Regions from separate parts of the Homo sapiens genome. Here all the other regions are linked to region 1. A link is a contact called in ENCODE Hi-C or POLR2A ChIA-PET data. All regions are on one chromosome and are shown on one strand. Each heading gives the region's core, a stretch centred on a gene start or an enhancer-like site at or near the end of the contact. The rest is flanking DNA. Distances are from core to core; before and after follow the strand shown. Region 1 has its middle 210 kb from the start of CXCR4. Region 2 holds the start of MCM6 (minichromosome maintenance complex component 6). Region 3 has its middle 40 kb from the start of DARS1.

Region 1 (3,711 bases), core at 618-3,117:
AAAAGATACTTCCTTAAAACTGAGAAGAAGATATTCATTTTTGTCCCCCACTCCCCGGATTTTCATCTCTTAGCCATTCTCCGCATTCCTCCAAAATGTGTCCTGTTTGGCAGGATCTCATGCTCTACTTTCTTGTTCTACATTTTCTGGAGTCTAAGCCTACCTTCTCTTCTCTCATTCTTCATTCCTCTATCCACCCATCTATCCTGTCATCTACCCATCCAACCGTCCATTTGTGAGAAATAAAATTTAAAAGCTGTTGGAACCCAAAAAACACTTTGAGAGATGTGAGTGTGATTTGAGTCACATAGAGTTGCTATTTTTGTTTCTCAGATTATAGATTAACTATTTTTCTTATTTTTCTTGTTCTCTATCATGGCTAGAGGCAATTAAATGACCTCAAGGACAAAAACCTCCTGCCTTCTAAATTAATGACCATTGTTACAGACTAACTTCCCCTGTGTTGTGTTGCTTTGCTTAGACCAGATGACAGACAGCCCATGACTATTACACCCTCTGTAAAAGGTGACAAATGCACCCTTTACAAAAAGAAACTGCCTATAACCAATCAAGTTGCTGTAACTATGTGACAACTTTATGAAAAATGCTGTAATCCTGCTAAAAACTCCTCTGTCTCTGTCTATATAAATGAAACCTTAACTTCTGTATTTTAAACTCTGACTCCATTTCTTTGGAATTGGTGTTTCCGGGTAGGCCATCCTCAAACTGCACTTGAATAAACTCTTTGAAAGTTGGGGTTCCGGCTGGGCATGGTGGCTCAAGCCTGTAATCCCAGCATTTTGGGAGGCTCAGGCAGGTGGATCACCTGAGGTCAGCCTGACCAACATAGCGAATCTCCGTTTCTACTAAAAATACAAAAAATTAGCCAGGCGTGGTGGCAGGTGCCTATGATCCCAGCTACTCGGGAGGCTGAGGCAGGAGAATCACCTGAACCTGGGAAGCGGAGGTTGCAGTGAGCCGAGATCAAGCCATTGCACTCCATCCTGGGTGACAAGAGCGAAACTCCTTCTCAAAAACAAACAAACAAACAAACAAACAAACAAACAAAAAACAGAGAAAGTTTGGATTCCAACAGCTTTTAAATTTTGTTTTTCACAAATGGGTGGTTCTGACTCTTTAGATTATTTTATAATATTTTATTATAGGTTGACACATCCATCCATCCTCCCATCCATCTATCCATCCATCCATCCAACCAAACATTCAGGTAAACTAATGTAAACCAGAGTGTTATTGGCTTTAAAAATCATAACATTACATTGTTCCCAGTTGAGAGAATTTCTGGCATAATAACAGACTAAAGGGGTAGATATTGAGGGAGAACACAGAGTGGGTTTAACTATCTTATGTTCTCTACTTAATCAATAGCTGGTTAACTTAAATCTGTTATGCCAGGATAAAAACAAATTTGAAGATGGTTCTGCTCAGTCCACAGTCACTTCTGCCTAGTTGCTATCATTATAGAATGTGAAATAAACTGCAGCTGTGGCCACAAAGTCCCTTTTGCTGAGGCTGGGAGGGCCCAGGTTGCAGCAGATGCGGAGGCCTCTGCCAGGCACCTGCCCTGGTCTTGCTGCTGACCTCCTTGCAGGGTTTCGGTGGTGGGGCTCCTCCTGTGGTCAGGTCACTGGGATTTCGAATACGATCTGTCCTGTCATCACTTTCACTTTGATTAGCTTCATTCTGAAGAACTTTCGACAGCATTCGCAAACATGGGTCGGCATGAGAAAACCAGTTCCTCTGTATAGGACTGATTTAATCTCTTTGTATAGAGGCTGATCTTGGGAAAAAATACACTCCTGTTTACGTCAAACATACAGGACGCGTCAGCCCACAGCCACTCTCAATGCTTCCTGGGTTTTCTTGGTGGGGGCCCCTCTGCATCGCTGGGACAGTGAGTGAAGAGATTGGCCCTGATGTGTCAGTCCCTGCTGGGCTTGGTGCTGTTGTCTCTGGGTGTAATCAAACAATCTGTATCTTAGTGGGACATCCTGCTTGCTCTGTGTGACTCAGAGCTCTCAGGCAGCTGGTTGAAGCTTTGTTTATAGTAGTGCCACCCACTCACTCCACACCCCCGACTCCCTATAAACTACTCCACAGGTGGCCAGACTTTTGGTGCAAATAAAAGTTTGTCAACTGTTGCACCCTTTCTCCTGTCTTTTTTTTTTTTTAACTTATCTAAACAAAATTAAGCTGTGGGGAGTTCATTAATAAAAGGTTTCTTTTACAACATTATTGGCACTCTGCAAGGCGCTTTGGAGGAGAGTGGGAAGATCAATATTACCTAGAGTAAAATAGCAGGGCAGATATTACTCAAGGGAAATCGGTTCTTAATAAGAGAGAGAATATGGATTTCTATCCGGGCAGTCAGTTTGAATATGATGAAACAGTGTGTTAGAGTCGGCGGTCTAGTAATTATCTGAGAAGTCTTAGAGACTATAAATGTGTGTGTGTGTTATAAAAGAACAAACCAAAAAACCTCTCAGCCAAAGCTTTTCAGAAATAAAAAGCAAGTATTTCCACAGATGACCAGACACCAAAAAATTAGAACAATGTGAATCCATTAAATGACAAAAGTGCAGAGCATCACACAGAAATGGTGTGATGACTTCCTGCGTTTGCCTCTGGGAGGGAGGCAGAGAACAGGGAGAAAATGCAGGCTTCTAGATGGGACCGCTAATGAGAAGCCATTCCTCTTCTTTAAGCCTGGGTCTTTTACTTGTCTCTTGGACGCTTCGTGAACATGTGAAAACGGGCAGAAAGCGCAGTGGAATGGTACTGAGAGCACACCAATTTAATGGGGTGCAGGTTACTCTCCATCCTTGTCATGTGAGCCAATTAACCTTCCGGCTGTTGAAATGCAACTGGCAGTTAATTGGGCCATTGTTGAGAACAGTGCAGAGGCCTTAGTACCATTTGCAAATTGCTGAGATAGGAATCTCTGGATGGCTCCTGGGATGAGGGCAAACCAGTTCAGCTGCAGCTATGGTGGAACCTTGGCTCTTAGGCCCAAGGAGTTTCCAGGTGACCCCTGGAAGTCCCAGTGCATTGCAGTCTTAGCACATTGCTCGAGAAGGTGAGGGAGAAGAAGAGAGAAATGAAAGAAAATTTCCAGATGAAGAAAAGACAGGAAAGACAGAGGAAGAAAGGAGGGAGGGAGATTGAATAAAAGAAAGAGGGAGAAGGTGAAGAAGGAAAGAGAGAGAGAGAATATATATAACGCTTTTAGGTGTTACCTTTGATCAGGGCGATTGACCAAGGTCAGCTTTCTTCAACGTGTATTCAGAGGAGGGCTCATGTCCTATAAGGTATTCATTGGTGTTTTACGGGGGAAATTTTTAAAAAGTGGGGCAGGGAAATCCACTGGTCCCACCCATTTGGGAAGTGTTTGGTTCAGCAGGTTTCTCTGGTGTAGCTCCTCTCAGAGCCTTTCGTAAACTGGAGTGCATTATGGAGCTCCAAGATGGGGCCATAGTATACAATTTCTCCTTACATTATTTTATTGAGATATTGTTTATTCAAGGACAAGCAGTCTGAGAAATGGAGTTTTTGAAATAATGATCCAGGCCTTTCCTGCAACACTGAGCTGTTTCTTTCCTTTTCTTTTTTAACCATGCAACAAAACCTTTATTAGCATTTTGAACAGGTTCAGCTATTACTGAAACTTGTAATTTCTAAACTTAAGTTGGG
Region 2 (3,711 bases), core at 653-3,152, 450 kb before region 1:
ATTATTCACAATAGACAAAAGGTGGAATGAACCTGTGTCCACTGAATGGATAAGCAAAATGCAGTATATATACAGGTTGAGCAGCCCTCATCTGAAAATTTAAAATATGAAATGGTCCAAAATCTGAAACTTTTTGAGTGCTGACATGATTTTCACTGGAGCATTTCAAATTAGGGATGCAATTGGTTAAGTATAATGTAAACATTCCAAATCTGAAAAAAAAATCCAAGATCCCAAACTCTTCTGGTCCCAAGCGTTTCAGAAAAGGGATACTCAATGTGTACAGACAATGTTATTTAGCCTTAAAAAGTAAGGAAATTCTGACACATGCTACCTCGCAGAGGAACCTTGTAGACATTATGTTACACAAGCCAGACACAAAAGGACAAATACTACACGCTTCCACTTATATGAGGTACCTAGAGTGGTCAAACTCATAATGAAAGGAAGCAGAGTGGTGGGTGACGGTGGCTGAGGGAGAGGGTAACGGAGGAGAGTTCGTGTTTAATGGGCACAGAATGTCAGTTTGGAAGATGAAAAGAGTTTGGAGCCGGACACGGTGGCTCACGCCTGTAATCACTTTGGGAAGCCCAGGCGGGGGGATCACCTGAGGTCGGGAGTTCAAGACCAGCCTGACCAACATGGAGAAACCCCATCTCTACTAAAATACCAAATTAGCCGGGCGTGGTGGCGCATGCCTGTAATTCCAGCTAGTAGGGAGGCTGAGGCAGGAGAATAGCTTGAACCCGGGAGACGGAGGTTGCGGTGAGCTGAGATGGTGACACTGCACTCCGGCCTGGGCAACAAGGGCTAAATTACGCCTCAAAAAAAAAAAAGTTTGGAGATGGGAGAGTGGTGACGGCTGCACAACGAGGTGAATGCACTTAGTGCCACTGGACTCTACACTTAAAAATGGCTAAAATGGTCAACTTTGTTATGTATATTTTACTAAAAAAGAACTTCAAAAGCCATTCCAAACTGCTGACCCTTCATCCTGGAGGCCGTGGTGTATCTGCTCCAGGAAAAATAACCGGTGGGTGAGGCAAGCCAGGGAGGAGGTTGGGGTTATGAAGCTAGGAGCCCAGAGGCACAGAAAAAAAGAAGAGTAGAGAAAGGAAAGGAAGGCCAGAGGGAAAGGGGAGCAAGGGACCCAGAAGAAGGGATATGGTGAGCTACTCTCTGCAGGGCAGGGCTCCGCCCCCCAGCAGCTTTCAAACCACAGTTGACGCAGAAACTTTCATCAGCACAAGAGGCGAGGGTGGCCCGTGCCCTGCGAACCCCCAGCACCATGCTCCCGGCTGCGTGGCCCAGCAGGGCACCGACGAGATTCAATGGCACTTCGGCCTCCCACTCGACCTGGCCGCACCCAGCGGCCCAGTTACTATACTCAGCGAGCCCAGGTTTCCGCGCCGGTCACCGAGGGCTGTGCAAATACCAGGCTCGCGGGGTGGTGAGCATCAAGTGACAGAAGCAAAGCGCTGAGCACTGGGCACGAGCGTCTTAGGGCTCGAGATGGGTTTTACTCCAGAAAAACCCAGCCTGTCCCAGGCTCCTCGCGGCCGCCGGGCTCGGAGCCTAAAGTTGGGGGGCGGGCGGGGAGGCGCTTCCCGGACGCGCGACCCCCAGGTTCCGGAACACCCGCCGCCCACACGGCACCGCCTGGCCCAGACGCCGCAGGCTCCGGAGGCGGGCGAGGCCCGGGGCGCTCGCCGACTTACTCCTCCAAGAAGTCCAGGAACAGTTTCTGGCACTTCTCGGCCACCTCGTCGCGGACCTCCAGGTGCTGGCTGCCGGCGCCCGGCTCCGCTGCCGCCGCGAGGTCCATATTTGCTTAGTGCCGAGGATTCGCCTGCGCCACGCTCGACCGCCACAAGTCGCTTTTTTCCAGACGCTGCAGCTTTGCGCGCGCCGCCGCCGCTTCCGCCCCGCCCCCTCTTCCGACCTGCACGGCCGGAACCAATCGTGACACAGGAGCTGGAGATTTCGCGCCAAACCTGACCAATGAACGGCGCCTCTCCAAGAGCCCCAGCCCACGGAAAGGGATTTCGCGCCAAATGCAAAGCCCTTCTGGAGAAAGCCCATCTGCCTTTGCGCCTGCGCAGTGTAGCCGTGGCCCGCGGGTATTTTTGGCTGCTGGAACAAGTTCGAATCTGAGGGTTTTGTCCGAGTGGTTTTTCAAATGTTCTTTAAATCATTCCACTGATATTAATTGAACGATCGGAGTAAGACTCTATGGAAGAGAAAAATGAGTAAGCCGCTTCTGCTGTCTAGTTAGAGGAAATAATGGAAACCACAGTATAAAACCCTGTAAAAGAGTCAAAGAGATGTCTAAACCTTGCATGGGTAAGGTGGCACAATTATTGTGGTGGTGCTGACCGAGGAAAATCAGCGAAATATTTGACATTGGCCGGGCGCGGTGGCTCACAACCTGTAATCCTAGCACTTTGGGAGGCCGAGGCGTGTGGATCACCTGAGGTCAGGAGTTCGAGACCACCCTGGCCAACATGCAGAAACCCCATCTCCCCTAAAAATACAAAAATTAGTCGGGCGTGGTGGTGCACGCCTGTAATCCCAGCTACTCGGGTGGCCGAGGCAGGAGAATCGCTTGAACCTGGGAGGAGGAGGTTGCAGTGGGCCGAGATCGTGTCACTGCACTCCAGCCTGGGCAACACAGTGTGACTCCGTCTCAAAAAAAAAAAAAAAAAAAAGAAAGAAAAAGAAAAAGAAAGAAATATTTGACACTTTGATTAATCTTTTTTTCTTTTTCTTTTCTTTTTTTTTTCAGATGAAGTCTCACCCAGTCGCTCAGGCTCGAGAGCAGTGGCGCGATCTCGGGTCACTGCAACCTCCAGCTCCCGGGTCCAGGGGATTCTCCTGCCTCAGCCTCCTGAATAGCTGGGATTGTAGGCGCCCGCTACCATGCCCAGCCAATTTTTGTATTTTTAGTAGAGACAGGGTTTTCGCCATGTTGGCCAGGCTGCTCTCAAACTCCTGACCTCAGGTGATCCGTCTGCCTCGACCTCCCAAAGCGCTGGGATTACGGCCGTGAGCCACAGCGCCCGGCCTTAATACCCTTCTTAAAATGCACTATTGGCTTGAGTTATCCTTATGTTTTTTTCCCCCATCTTTCCCTAACCATTTCACTTGGTTTTTCTGCCATCTCTTTGGCCATTCCTGATTAGCATCCTTTGTAGGCGCCTCTCCTTCAGTGAGTCTTTTAAATGTTCTGGTTCCAGAGCCTTCTTTTCCCGTAAAGTCGCTCTCTTGGGCGACCCTTTACACTCCCTTGGCGTTAATTAACATCTGGGTACTGATGATATCTATATGTGTATTTCACCAACCAGTACCTTTTTTTGGCCTCCAAGACATTAAGAGAAACGGGGACCACTTCCATTTTTTGAGGCTTGTTGCATATTAAAAATATTTTTTCTTTCTTTTCTTTTTTTGAGACGAGGTCTTACTATGTTGTGCAGGCTGACCTTGAACACCTGGTCTCCAGCAATCTGCCTGCATCCGCCTCCCGAGTAGCTGGGATTTCCTGCCACCACCAAATCCAACTTATTGAAAAATTTTTTCTTTTTCTTTTTTTTCTTTCTTTTCTTTCTTTCTTTCTTTCTTTTTTTTTTGGAGACAGAGTCTCGCTCTGTCATTAGGCTGGAGTGCAGTGGCAGGATCTCGGATCACTGCAGCCTCTGCCTCCCAGGTTCAAGC
Region 3 (3,711 bases), core at 372-2,871, 300 kb before region 1:
CCACCTCCGCCTCCAAGTAGCTGGGATTACAGCCGCCCACCATCACGCCTGGCTAATTTTTGTATTTTTAGTAGTGACAGGGTTTTGCCATGTTGGCCAGATTGATCTCGAACTCCTGACTTTAGGTGATCCACCTGCCTCAGCCTCCCAAAGTGCTGGAATTACAGGTGTGAGCCACCATGCCCAGCCTTATGCCTAGGTTTTAACAGAATATTACACAGAGGGTAGAGGGAATAATCGGAGAAACACAAAGAGATGGCAGAAGGCTGCAGGAGCAAGGTAGACCTGGATTCCCACACTGGTTGTAGCCAGCATGCACTCCTGCTCCGGCCTGCGGATGGCGCTGTGAGTGGAGCCCACACTTGGGGACCCCAGCTGAGGAGGCATTTCACAATGGTAATAGTATTTATTTATTTTTTTAGAGAAGGTCTTATTCTGTCACCTAGGCTAGAGTGCATGATCACGGCTCACTGCAGAGATCAAGGCTCACTGCAGCCTCAAACTCCTGGGCTCAAGCCATCCTCCCGCCTCAGCCTCTATAGTGGCTGGGACTACAGGCTCAGGCCACCATAACTGGCTAATTTTATTTTTATTTTTTGTAGACACAGGGGTCTCACTTTGTTGCCCAGGCTGGTCTCGAACTCCTAGACTCAAGCAATCTTCCCACCTGGGCCTCTCAAAGTGCTGGGATTACAGGCATGAGCCACCATGTAAAGCCTGGTATTGGTATTTAAAAAGCCAGATAGCATATTGTTATCGTCACGCATTCCTCCCTCATTAAGTAAGGATTTCTATCAAATAGCTGATGTAAGAACACTCTTTGTCCATGTTACACTGTTGAAGAAAAATAAACTCATACCTTGGGATGTTTTTCCTTTGAGAGGAGACCCCTTCCAGCTTTTACATTAGGAGAAATTGCTTCTTAGTGTGATTTGAAATCTCTTTTCCCACTTCACCACTGAATTTCCCGGAATCCAAACATGATGCTGAACACAAGGATATGGGGTAGAGGGTGGTGAGTTACATGTAACTCTCTTCAGCGTTTGGGGAATCCCAAAGACTTTGTGCTGCCTCCGCCCTCTGAGTTTTGGGAGTTTGGCAGACACCTTAGAAAACCTCCCTTCAGCCCTCAGGTTTGAGTTCCCTAGCAACGGCAGCCTTAGAAACTTGAGAGAGAGGGATGGGTGTTGGGGGGATGGTTGAGAAAGAGATAAGAAGAGATGACTGAATAGGCCTGGGATTTTACGCGCAGTGCTTAATTGAGAGTGAGGGGAGCGGGTGGGAAGGACTGCTCAAGCCCGCCGCCAGTGATCTCATACCAACCAAAAGGCAAGCGAGGGCCTGGCTGCCAGCTGAAAGGAACAAAGGCGGTAGGTGGGTGGAAGTGGCGGAGGGAGGCAGACAACTCGTAAAGGCTGGCGAGGCCCAGAGTTCTGGCCCTGGGAGGAAACGCATCCCAGCCTACAAAGGCTCCGGCCCGAAGAATGGCCTGGCGTGTAATTCAATGCAGGCCCAGTGACCACACTGGAGTTGTAGCCTTTTGTATTAGCGACAACAATGGAGGGGGAGAAATCAGGCCACAGGCTCGCGGTGCAGACTGGCTGGTGCGGATGTCTTGGCCCTGGCGGCAACGTGAGCTGCCTGTCAGGCCGTTGCCCGGCAACTGGACGCCGCCCGATCGCGCCTGCAGAGCGCACTGAAAGCCGCCGCAGCCGGGTTGAAAGGCATAGCCGCGTGGTTCACAGGCCGGTCCCGGGGAACAGGAAACAAAGGACAGGGAGCTGAGGCAGGGATTGCGTGGGATCAGGAGAAGGCCTCACACCGTGCGAGGGGGGACATTGGGAACCCCCTTTTCTCAAGGCCCTGAATTGGTGCTCTATCTTAGCCCAGCGCGTGAACTGCTTGAACAAATACAGCTCTTCCTCCATCTTCAAGTTCGCACAGCATTCCTAGCCCAGATGTTGTATTCCATTGTCTGCCTATTGTGTGAAAGACATAAATAACCCCAGACAAACAACAAAAACAAACCTTGTTTAAGTGTCCAGCTGAAATTCATTTGTGAGTCAGGAAAATTTTCCAAAGTAGAACCTACCATGCACCTGGTGGATAAATAGATGGAGGCTCACCATACGAAAATACATTTGTTAAATGTAGTGTGGTTCCTGGATTGCATCGTGAAATTGGAAACATTGGTGCTATAAAGCCTGTCCTTTGGTTAATAGTAATGTAACAACATTAATTTCTTAGTTTAGACCCCGAGTCAGCAAGCTTTTTCTGTAAAGGAGCAGAGGAGATACTCTGGGGCTTGTGGTCCAGATGGTCTGTGTGCCACTACTCAACTCGGTCACTGTAGAGCTAAAGCAACCAGACAAATATATAAAGGAATGAGCATGGCTCTATTTTAGTAAAAGTTTATTTTTAAATTTATCATTATTATTTTTTTGAGACAGAGTCTTGCTCTGTTGCCCAGCCTGTTGCCCAGGCTGGAGTGCAATGGCAGAGCTCACTGCAGTCTTGAACTCCTGGGTGCCAGCAATCCTCCTGCCTCAGCCTCCAAAATAGGTAGGACTACAGGCACACTTCACTGCCTGGCTAATTAAAAAAATTTTTTTTTTGGTAAAGATAGAGTCTCACTATGTTGCCCAGGCTGGTCTCAAACTCCTGGCCTCAAGTGATCCTCCTGCCTCAGCCTCCCAAAGTGATGGGATTACAGGTGTGAACCAACTTGTTTGGCTAAAATTTTATTTATGAGCACTGAAATTTCAGTTTCATATAAATTTTACATGCCATGAAGTATTAGTCTTCTTTTGATTGTTTAACCATTAAACATTTAATACTCTTTGCTCTCAGGCCCTACAAAAACAGACAGTGGGCTGGATTTGGCCTACAGGCTGCTACAGTTTGTTATTCCCTGGTTTGAACAAATGAACCAAAGTTATGTTAAATGTTAACATTAGGAGAAATTGATGAAGGGTATACAAAAACTCTCTGTACTCTCCTTGCAACTTCCTGTTCATCTAAGGTTATTCCAAAATAAAAAGCTGGTTTTAAAAAAGTATTTAATTGGAAAGCTTTTTAGATGGAATGTTTAGAAAGAGATTTGTTGTTGGGGGAGTAAATCAGGATTTGGGGTGTGTGTGTGTGTGTGTGTGTGTTTTGGAGACATGAAGGAATGTTTTTCTTGTTATTTGTTGACATATGGTACTAAGACCTCCCAAAATGAAACTCCTTGCTACACCACTGTATTGGTAATCAAGCCATTAACATCAAACAGCCTGAAAACAAAATAGCATTCCAATTACACAGAACTCTTTGACCCTGAGGGTTAGGCGAACAGTTTCAGCTCACAATGAACCAGGATGGGAACACTGGAACAAAGAATTAAACTTTTTGCTCCAATAGGAAACTAGAAAATTGTCGGCCAGCTTATTTTTAACTGCACGTGCGCGCGCGCACACACACACACACACAGACACACACAAACACACACAAACACACACACACACACACACACACTTCCGGCTAACATCTATGCCAAACAGCATACACAAGACTTTGATTTACAAACCAGGATCTATATTCTTTTCCAGATTTTACTAGTTGTGTGAATACAAACTTTCCTTTATGTTTGTCCAAAAATAGTATGATATGAGACCTACTCCTTGCTTTCCTTCAAATTGAGCTCTTAAACATTATATCTTAGGCTGGGCA

Evidence for each region. A loop is a pair of places that touch in the nucleus more often than their neighbours do. ChIA-PET counts read pairs that join two places held with the same protein, here RNA polymerase II (POLR2A). Pooled maps may share reads with other maps.
Region 2: a loop to region 1 is called in a map of CD4-positive, alpha-beta memory T cell, with 10 times the contacts of the local background. The contact joins the promoter of MCM6 here to the enhancer-like site in region 1. A Hi-C loop is called at or near these places in 1 of 168 maps with a recorded cell type or tissue (CD4-positive, alpha-beta memory T cell), 1 of 37 single-sample maps with no recorded cell type and 10 of 50 pooled maps. POLR2A ChIA-PET finds 5 or more read pairs at or near these places in 5 of 52 experiments (A673, CD4-positive, alpha-beta memory T cell, OCI-LY7 and 2 more).
Region 3: a loop to region 1 is called in a map with no recorded cell type, with 2.2 times the contacts of the local background. The contact joins two enhancer-like sites. A Hi-C loop is called at or near these places in 2 of 37 single-sample maps with no recorded cell type and 2 of 50 pooled maps.

What each region holds. Positions count from the first base shown.
Region 1 is chr2:136,325,669-136,329,379 of GRCh38, forward strand. It overlaps the pseudogene UBBP1. Among named protein-coding and RNA genes, the nearest start is that of CXCR4, 210 kb to the left of the region's middle. RefSeq lists an enhancer at 1,650-1,779. Within about 2 kb of position 1,868, at least 9 of the 41 ENCODE cell types and tissues checked have a DNase peak (open chromatin) inside an H3K27ac peak, as active enhancers do; they include OCI-LY7, where a contact is called at or near this core.
Region 2 is chr2:135,874,541-135,878,251 of GRCh38, forward strand. MCM6 (minichromosome maintenance complex component 6) reads right to left here and starts at 1,903. Exons shown (of 17, transcript NM_005915.6): 1 at 1,719-1,903. The coding sequence starts at 1,825. RefSeq lists enhancers at 993-1,528, 1,298-1,427, 2,118-2,177 and a silencer at 1,498-1,657.
Region 3 is chr2:136,024,055-136,027,765 of GRCh38, forward strand. No RefSeq gene overlaps it. Among named protein-coding and RNA genes, the nearest start is that of DARS1, 40 kb to the left of the region's middle. Within about 2 kb of position 1,622, at least 3 of the 41 ENCODE cell types and tissues checked have a DNase peak (open chromatin) inside an H3K27ac peak, as active enhancers do.